Linked DNA regions of Homo sapiens: all the other regions are linked to region 3. The links are chromatin loops, found by intact Hi-C in ENCODE. Cell type or tissue: CD4-positive, alpha-beta T cell. All regions are shown on one strand.

Region 1 (2,500 bases), 260 kb after region 3:
TGCTGACGGGACTAGCCAGCTATATCTGACCCTATCAGGTATTACCCACTTGTGACATTCATTTCCATGCAAACCTTCTTTATTTGCATGGGGCCTGCCTTTTTTTTTTTTTTTTTTTTTTTGAGACAGAGTCTCACTCTCTCACCTAGGCTGGAGTGCAGGGGCGCCATCTCGGCTCACTGCAACCTCCACCTCCCAGGTTCAAGCAATTCTCCTGCCTCAGCCTCCCGAGTAGCTGGGACTACAGGCATGCACCACAACACCGAGCTAATTTTGGTATTTTTAGGAGAGACAGGGTTTCGCCATGTTGGCCAGGCTGGTCTCGAACTCCTGACCTCAGGTGATCCACCCACCTCAAACTCCCAAAGTGCTGGGATTACAGGCATGAGCCACCGCATCTGGCCAGGCCTAACTTTTTATTACTGTCTTTTATTTATTAATCTTCCTGCAATCGATGCCCTATCTCCCTGTGATGGGTTGAACTGCATTCCTGCAAAAGATGTTGTCTATAAATGTGACCTTTTTTGCAAACAGGGTCTTTGTAAATGATCGAGGTAAGATAAGGTCATTAGGGCAGGTCCCAATTCAATATGATTTTTTCCTTATAAAAAGGAGAAATTTGGACACAGAGACAGGCACACAAGGAAAATACTACGGGAAGACTGGAGTTATGCTACTAGAAGCCAAGGAACCACCAAAAGCTAGGAGAGGGGCTTGGAGCTCATCCTTCCCTGGAGCCTTGAGGAGGCACATGGCCCTGCTGACATCTTGAGGTCAGAATCTTAGAACTACTTTCCAGAAAGTTCTAGCCTCTAGAACTGAGACAATAAATGTCTGTTGTTTAAGCTATTCAAATTGTGATATATTGTTCCCACAGCCCTAGGAAACCAGTTCACTCCCCAGTAAGACTCCAGGGTCCCCCAGAAGCCTGACGGCTGTGGAGCTAGCTTTGAAAGCCAGGACACCCTAGTCACAACACAACCACTAGGGGGAGATGTTGAGGTGATGCAAACCACGGCTGGGGAGCTGGACAAACTGGTGGTTGCCAAGCCTGGCCATGCAGACAAAGCCCCGGTGAAGCTTTTTAGAAATACAGACGTCTAAGCTCCACCCAAAGCCTCCTAAATCAGAACATCAGAAAGTCGAGTGTGACGCGCCACCTGCCAGGCACTGGCCCACAGACCCTCCAAGGACCCTTCCAACTGTGAGGTCCCATTACTGCCACACTGCTGCACCCTCCACCCCCAGCTAGCCCGAGGGGGCTCCATGGATCAGGAGCATCAGCCACCTTGACAGCTTGGGAGACACATACAGTCTTGGGCCCCAACCCAGACCTGCCAAATCATCATCTGCATTTTAACAGGCTCCCGGGGTGAACCGTGCACACATTCAGGTGTGAGAAGCACTTGTAGATTGGATATAAGACATAATCACAGGCCGGGCATGGTGGCTCATGCCTGTAATCCAAGCACTTTGGGAGGCTGAGGCAGGCAGATTACTTGAGGTCAGGAGTTCAAGACCAGCCTCGCCAACATGAGGGATGAACTGGTTACTGTCTTCAACTACAATGACTAGTTTTTTATACCAGAAGGGAAAGAATAAAAGCACAGGGTATTGTCCAATAAACCACAAAGCTCTGACATAGTATGGATGTGTGTTCCCTCCAAATCTCATGTTGAAATGTGAGCCCCAGTGCTGGAGGAGGGCCTGGTAGGAGGGGTTTGGGTCACGGGAGCAGATCCCTCATGAATGGTTTGTTGCCCTCCCCACAGTAATGTGCGAGTTCTCACTCTGTTGGTTCAGGAGAGCACTGGTTGTTTGAAAGATCCTGCTAGTTCTTTTGCTCCTTCGCTTGTCACGTCACACATCTGTTCCCCCTTCACCATCTGCCATGATTGGAAGCTTCTTGAGGCCCTCCCCAGAAGCAGATGCTGGCACTATGCTTCTTATACAGTCTGCAGAACTGAGAGCCAAATAAACCTATTGTCTGTAAATTACCCAGCCTCAGGTATTCCTTTATGGCAACACTTAATGGACTAAGACACTCCACAAGGACCTGAAGTTTGTCTCTTATTAGGTAATCACCAAATGTACTTGTGTAAAGTGTATCCAGTTTGAGTGAATGGGGCACTTAGCATACAGTTCCTGGATTTGTGACAGAAATAAGATGGAATGAACAATTAATCCCACAATCTACTAAAGAAATCAGTAAGAGGTACCCTGACACTCCCATGGCAAATTCAGAAATGTTAAAATATGCTCCCCATTCCCCAAAAAGGGGACTGAATGGGCTATTAGGGGAACAGATGGCTTGCACTAGAATTCTTTAGCAATCTCTGGAAAATAAGAAATGTTTTTTTCCTTGCCTAAAGACAAAGTCCTGAATCAGAATACCCCTTCCTCTTCCACACCAAGTCTTTCTCCACTCCAAAACTTCATGACACTTACAGAGAAAGGTGAAGCCCCAACGGTTGTTTTGGGAACAATCTCCCTCATCCAC
Region 2 (2,500 bases), 470 kb after region 3:
CCACCAGCACCACCGCCAGCATTAGCAGCTGGGAGCTGGAGCTAAGTTCACTGCCCTTGCTGTCCTTAGGGAGTGGATGTTGCCGGTGATACCTGTGCCACCACCAAAATGCAATCGCCCCTGTCACCTGCGATTTTTTTTTTTTTTTTTTTTTGAGACAGGGTCTTGTTCTGTTGTCTAGGCTGGAATGCAGTGGCCCAATCATGGCTCACTGACGCAGTCTCGACCTCCAGAGGCTCAAGTGATCCTCTTGCCTCACTTGCCTCTTGTCAAGTGGCTGGGACTACAGGTCCACAGGCCCACACCACTACTCCCGGCTAATTTTCTTTTTCTTTTTTTTTTTGAGACGGAGCCTCACTCTGTCGCTCAGGCTGGAGTGCAGTGTCTCGATCTCGGCTCACTGCAACCTCCGTCTCCCAGGTTCAAGTGATTCTCCTGCCTCAGCTTCCTGTCTGCTGCCTCAGCCTCCCGAGTAGCTGGGATTATAGATGTGCGCCACCACGCCCAGCTAATTTTTGTATTTTTAGTAGAGACAGGGTATCACCATGTTGGCCAGGCTGGTCTCGAACTCCTGACCTCATGTGATCCGCCTGCCTCGGCCTCCCAAAGTGCTGGGATTACAGGCATGAGCCACCCGGCGCGCGCCCCTTTTTTTGTATTTTTTTGTAAGGACGGGGTTTGGCCGTGTTGCCCAGGCTGGTCTTGAACTCCTGGGCTCAAGGGATCCACACGCCTTGGGCTCCCAAAGTGCTGGGATTACAGCCTGCTTCTTAATGTCACTAACTCTTCACCCAAGTCCTAGGCGCTTGTGCCTGCTGTGCCAGTCCCAGGCCGCAGGCTGGCACCGTAGCTATAAAGGGCGCCAGAAAAAAAGATTTTGCTAGATAGCGATGAATTCCCCAATCACAGAAAGGAGATACTGCGGATGCTTATCAGCCGAATACCAGTAAGTGTCCCTTGCAGAATGGGATTAGAGACTGCAAACTGCAGGCCTGCCAACAGAGGGTGCTCTGTGGGAAATTATGTGAAAACGTAGAAAAGAGCGCGAGCCAGTAATTTAAAAATCGACGTCCAAATACTCACTGGGTCACCTATCAGCTATGTAATTTGGGCAGGTAAATAAGCTTTTGTTTCTTTTTTTTTTTTCCTCATAAATGGACTAGGAATATTACTCCTACCTACCTGGCATGGCCGATGTGCGAGAAAATGAGATAATCTCGTGGACAGGCTCTGAAAACTGCACTTTTACTGAGTAAAAAACCCTTTGCCTCTCCGGGCCCCCGTTTCCCCATCTGTAAAATGAGTCTGTAAAGTGAGAATGATACTCCCTACGCCGCAAGGCTCTTGCGGGTTAAACTGGAATATTATAAATGCACCATTTATTTGCAGATTGAAATTCTGTGCGTCCGGAGGTGGCGGGTGGGAGAGGGAATGAGCAGGGATGCAGGGTAGGCCCTGAGTTGCTGGGGGCTCAGCATGGCCGCTGCGCACATTGCATCATTTTGTCGACACTGGTGTGGGTGAAATCTTCCAAAAGAAATTAAAACAGAAAAAAAAAAAAAGAAGGGTCTGGGACTTAGCAGAAACAAGCCACAATCTCCAGATTCTACTATTCCTGGGCCACGTGAGGAGCGCCCACCCGTCTGGCGCTGCGTTCCCCGGGGCGTCCCAGCCTCTCCCGCCCAGCCCGCCGCCCTCCTCCCCCATGGCCACCAAGGTCAGGCTCTCGCAGGGAAAACGTCTTCAGGGGCTAAACATCGGTTTTAAACGAAATGGAAAACCTCCAACACGAATCAACAGCAGAGGAAAAGCAGACGCCAAACAAGCGCTCAGAACCCCTTCAGGGGCGGCGTGGTAGCTCTTCCCGGGGAACAGCGAGGGGCGCGGATGTCCCTCTTCCTAAAACTGCACGCGGGGTGCGATCCGAGACCCAGCGGCGGCGAGCGCGCCCGAGTCTGCTCGCGGGCGCCAGGCGCGCGGAGAGCGGCGGCTGCGCCTGCGCCAACGCCGTCAGTCCGCGGGGCCCGATCCCGACACCTAACTCCACAGAGAAGCTCTGCTCCTAAGGGAAAGGGAAGACTTCAGCCACAGTTTCGCAGCCAACCTGGCGACCTCACCTCTCTGGCGACCTCACTTCCCAGCCGGCTCCGTTTAAGAAAACCCCGCGCAGGACCGCGCCCGCCCCCGCGCCCGCGCCCGCCCCCGCCCCCTCGCGCCCGCCCCCTCGCGCCCGCCCCCTCGCGCCCGCCCCCTCGCGCCCGCCCCCTCGCGCCCGCCCCCTCGCGCCCGCCCCCTCGCGCCCGCCCCCTCGGGTAACAAACATGGCCCCCGGCGGGGCGGAAGCGCTTCCGCCCCCAACGAAGATGGCGGAGGGGGCGGGACTAAAAGGGCGTAGGTAGATCGCCGGGGGCTGACGAGTGCACCATGGCCACCGCGGCAACCTCACCCGCGCTGAAGCGGCTGGATCTGCGCGACCCTGCGGCTCTTTTCGAGACGCATG
Region 3 (2,500 bases):
ACTTCAGTTTCTTCACTTATAACATTAGAGACTTGGGCTAGATCAGGGATTTTCTGCCAAGTGCAGAGGGGAACTTTCATGGAAAGGGTGGTATCTATTCCATCCAGAGTGTTCGCTTAGGAACTTGTTCCAAAAGCTCAACTGCTAAAAAAAAAAAAAATACTTAAGAGGCAAGATGATCTTTCAAAGTCATGTCCAGCCCACCAGTCCTACAAATTCAAGCCTGTTTTCCCAGTTGCAGTTGATGAAATAACTATTCTAAGTTCTCTCTCTCCAAAAAGATGAATCCTGTGCTCAGTGAATCTCTGTGGATTGAAGGGATGGATGGATGGACAGACTGATGAATGACTTGATGGCAAATTACATAGGATGGTGAGAACCTGTTTGATCCTGGTCTGGCTTTGCCCATGCATCCGGTGGACTTCCTTGGCCTGGCCCACTTTCTTCACTTCCCAGAACGCATGCAATAAATAACATTATGTTTTTAAGTCACTAGAAAAGTAAATGTCACCCTCTCCCCTCCAAATGGCAAAAAGAAAAACTGAACTGATTTTTGGGTGTCTGGAAGTGAGGACTTTTCGCACCTCTATGCTCCCCTGCTAGGGTAGACCATCAAAAGCTTGGAGTAGCTTCTGACACTTTAATTGGCCCATTTCACATTTCTACCCCTCTACGTAGGGTCACATAAAAGCTATACTTTTATTCCCAACATGGGAAAATAAGACAATAACGAGCTTTATAAATGCTTAATTAAATGGGGGGTGAAAAATCAGGGTATAACAGCCAGAATATAAGGATGTTACTATTTTGAAAAATATCCAAAGCAAAGTTGGACATGTCCAAAGTTACATGTAACTTACATATATGGTCCTTAGCCTTCTGCAGATACACCTTCTGTACAAGCCGAACATAGATTTGGATAGCGACACACAGTCACCTTTCCTGGTCAAACTTTTTCCTTCTGGTACTGTGTCTAGCAACCTATGCTACCAAGCTACCGCGTGGTGGCGCCGTCTGTCCACCGCTGCCAGCCGGCACTTTCAAATTCCACTGTCTCTTTGTAAGGTGAGGCTGTGTAGTGTGGCAGGATGAGCCAGGAAAACTGAAGAGAAGGAGCTGCCAATAGATCACTCTAGAATTCCAGACAGGGTAGTGTGATAGGTTCAAGAGAAGAGCTTGCCTGCATAAAATAAAATTGAGAGCACAATGTGCGATTGCAGATAAAGAATAGAACAGGATTGTGCCGAAGTGACTCAAGGGTGGGAGGGGCATTTTTCTGCTGTGAAAGGGTGGGGACAGTGGGATCAAGATGTCAAAGTATTTTCTCCACAAGTACCTTAGTGTCCTCAGGCTGGGTCTCCAATTCTCAGGCTAAAAGCCACTCTCCAGGGAGACCAGGCTGGGAATGCTGAGACCCAAGTTGCTAGGCAGGGAGGAGGTTAAGATCAGCAACTTTGAGGAAGTAAGGGTCTCCCTAGGATGCTCCACGAGTCTGGGAGACTGAGTGCTGCCTGGGGCAGGTCTAGGCATTGCAAGAGCAGCTGCATGGAGGCTTGGAGGGAGCCAGTGAAGACAGCTTGCTTGTTCAAAGATGTTAGAGTGAACTATAATTAAAATGTTTCCATGTGAGTTCTCCGAGACTCCTCCCCGCCACAACAATGAAGTCTCCTTTGTAACTTCTCTACAGGTAACCTGCAAGCATGCTTTCAATAATCTACAGGATGCACACCTGGAGTCCCAGCTACTTGGGAGGCTGAGGAGGGAGGATTATTTGAGCCCAGGAGGTCAAGGCTGCAGCAAGCTATGATTGTGCCACTGCACTGCGGCCTGAGCAACAGAACAAGATCCTGTCTACACACACACACAAACACACACACACACAATCTACTGGAGCAAAAGTAGAGGGGCTGCTTGGACAGGTAGACACACATGTAACGTATCTTACACATACAGACATGCTCATCTACTAGCTAATGTTGATGAATGACCAGGAAAATATGTCAAAATATGCCACTTTTCTTTCTAAATAAAGGGTTGCTTTGTTAACTAATGGCTGCTGTCTTAAATAATTGTTAATATATCAACATATATATGTATAAGCCAGGGGAAAGGATTTATCTGACTTACGATCTTTCCTCTTTGATCAGAGAGGCAAACATATATCTTAAAATTGGTTTTGATGCCTCCATGTGTAATTTAATGGGCTATACTACATCCAAATGTAGACTAATCAACCATGCCTCCTTTACCAAGTGTCTGGGTGTTGATTAGCAGTAGCTGGTCCGGTCATATCTTGGGGATGTGTTTTGTGGACTATCCATGGCACACTAAAGTTCGCAGCCAGCCTCCTCTGCTGTGCACAGCCTGCTCTGGGATGGCCGCTGCACCTGTAGGTCAAGGCAGGTCCACAGACTACAAACGTCTCTTGACGCGTGCTTAGTCAAAGCTTAAAACAGGAAGTGGTATGTGAAGCTGAGTGTTTAAGCATAAACAGTCTTAC

Evidence for each region. A loop is a pair of places that touch in the nucleus more often than their neighbours do. Peaks named below come from ENCODE experiments on the same cell type or tissue, not always from the same donor. Only the 100,000 strongest peaks of a DNase experiment are listed, where the experiment ranks them.
Region 1: a loop joins it to region 3, with 4 times the contacts of the local background. A loop is called at or near these places in 37 of 110 quality-filtered maps.
Region 2: a loop joins it to region 3, with 5 times the contacts of the local background. A loop is called at or near these places in 57 of 110 quality-filtered maps.

Annotation. Positions count from the first base shown.
Region 1 is chr17:72,985,309-72,987,808 of GRCh38, forward strand. The region is part of intron 4 of SLC39A11 (solute carrier family 39 member 11); the gene reads right to left. Among named protein-coding and RNA genes, the nearest start is that of SLC39A11, 110 kb to the right of the region's middle. RefSeq lists a silencer at 960-1,009. In CD4-positive, alpha-beta T cell, CTCF peaks have their summits at 1,014 (motif pointing right) and 1,215; a DNase peak (open chromatin) is centred at 993.
Region 2 is chr17:73,190,646-73,193,145 of GRCh38, forward strand. COG1 (component of oligomeric golgi complex 1) reads left to right here and starts at 2,410. Exons shown (of 14, transcript NM_018714.3): 1 at 2,410-2,500. The coding sequence starts at 2,425. RefSeq lists enhancers at 1,637-2,396, 1,682-1,731, 2,362-2,500. In CD4-positive, alpha-beta T cell, CTCF peaks have their summits at 1,027 (motif pointing right) and 1,228; DNase peaks (open chromatin) are centred at 996, 2,036 and 2,386; H3K4me3 peaks cover 1,572 bases; H3K27ac peaks cover 663 bases.
Region 3 is chr17:72,724,657-72,727,156 of GRCh38, forward strand. All of the region lies in intron 7 of SLC39A11 (solute carrier family 39 member 11), which reads right to left. Among named protein-coding and RNA genes, the nearest start is that of LINC00511, 85 kb to the left of the region's middle. RefSeq lists an enhancer at 885-954 and a silencer at 1,005-1,074. In CD4-positive, alpha-beta T cell, CTCF peaks have their summits at 1,003 (motif pointing right) and 1,213; DNase peaks (open chromatin) are centred at 1,015 and 2,475; H3K4me3 peaks cover 272 bases; H3K27ac peaks cover 1,085 bases.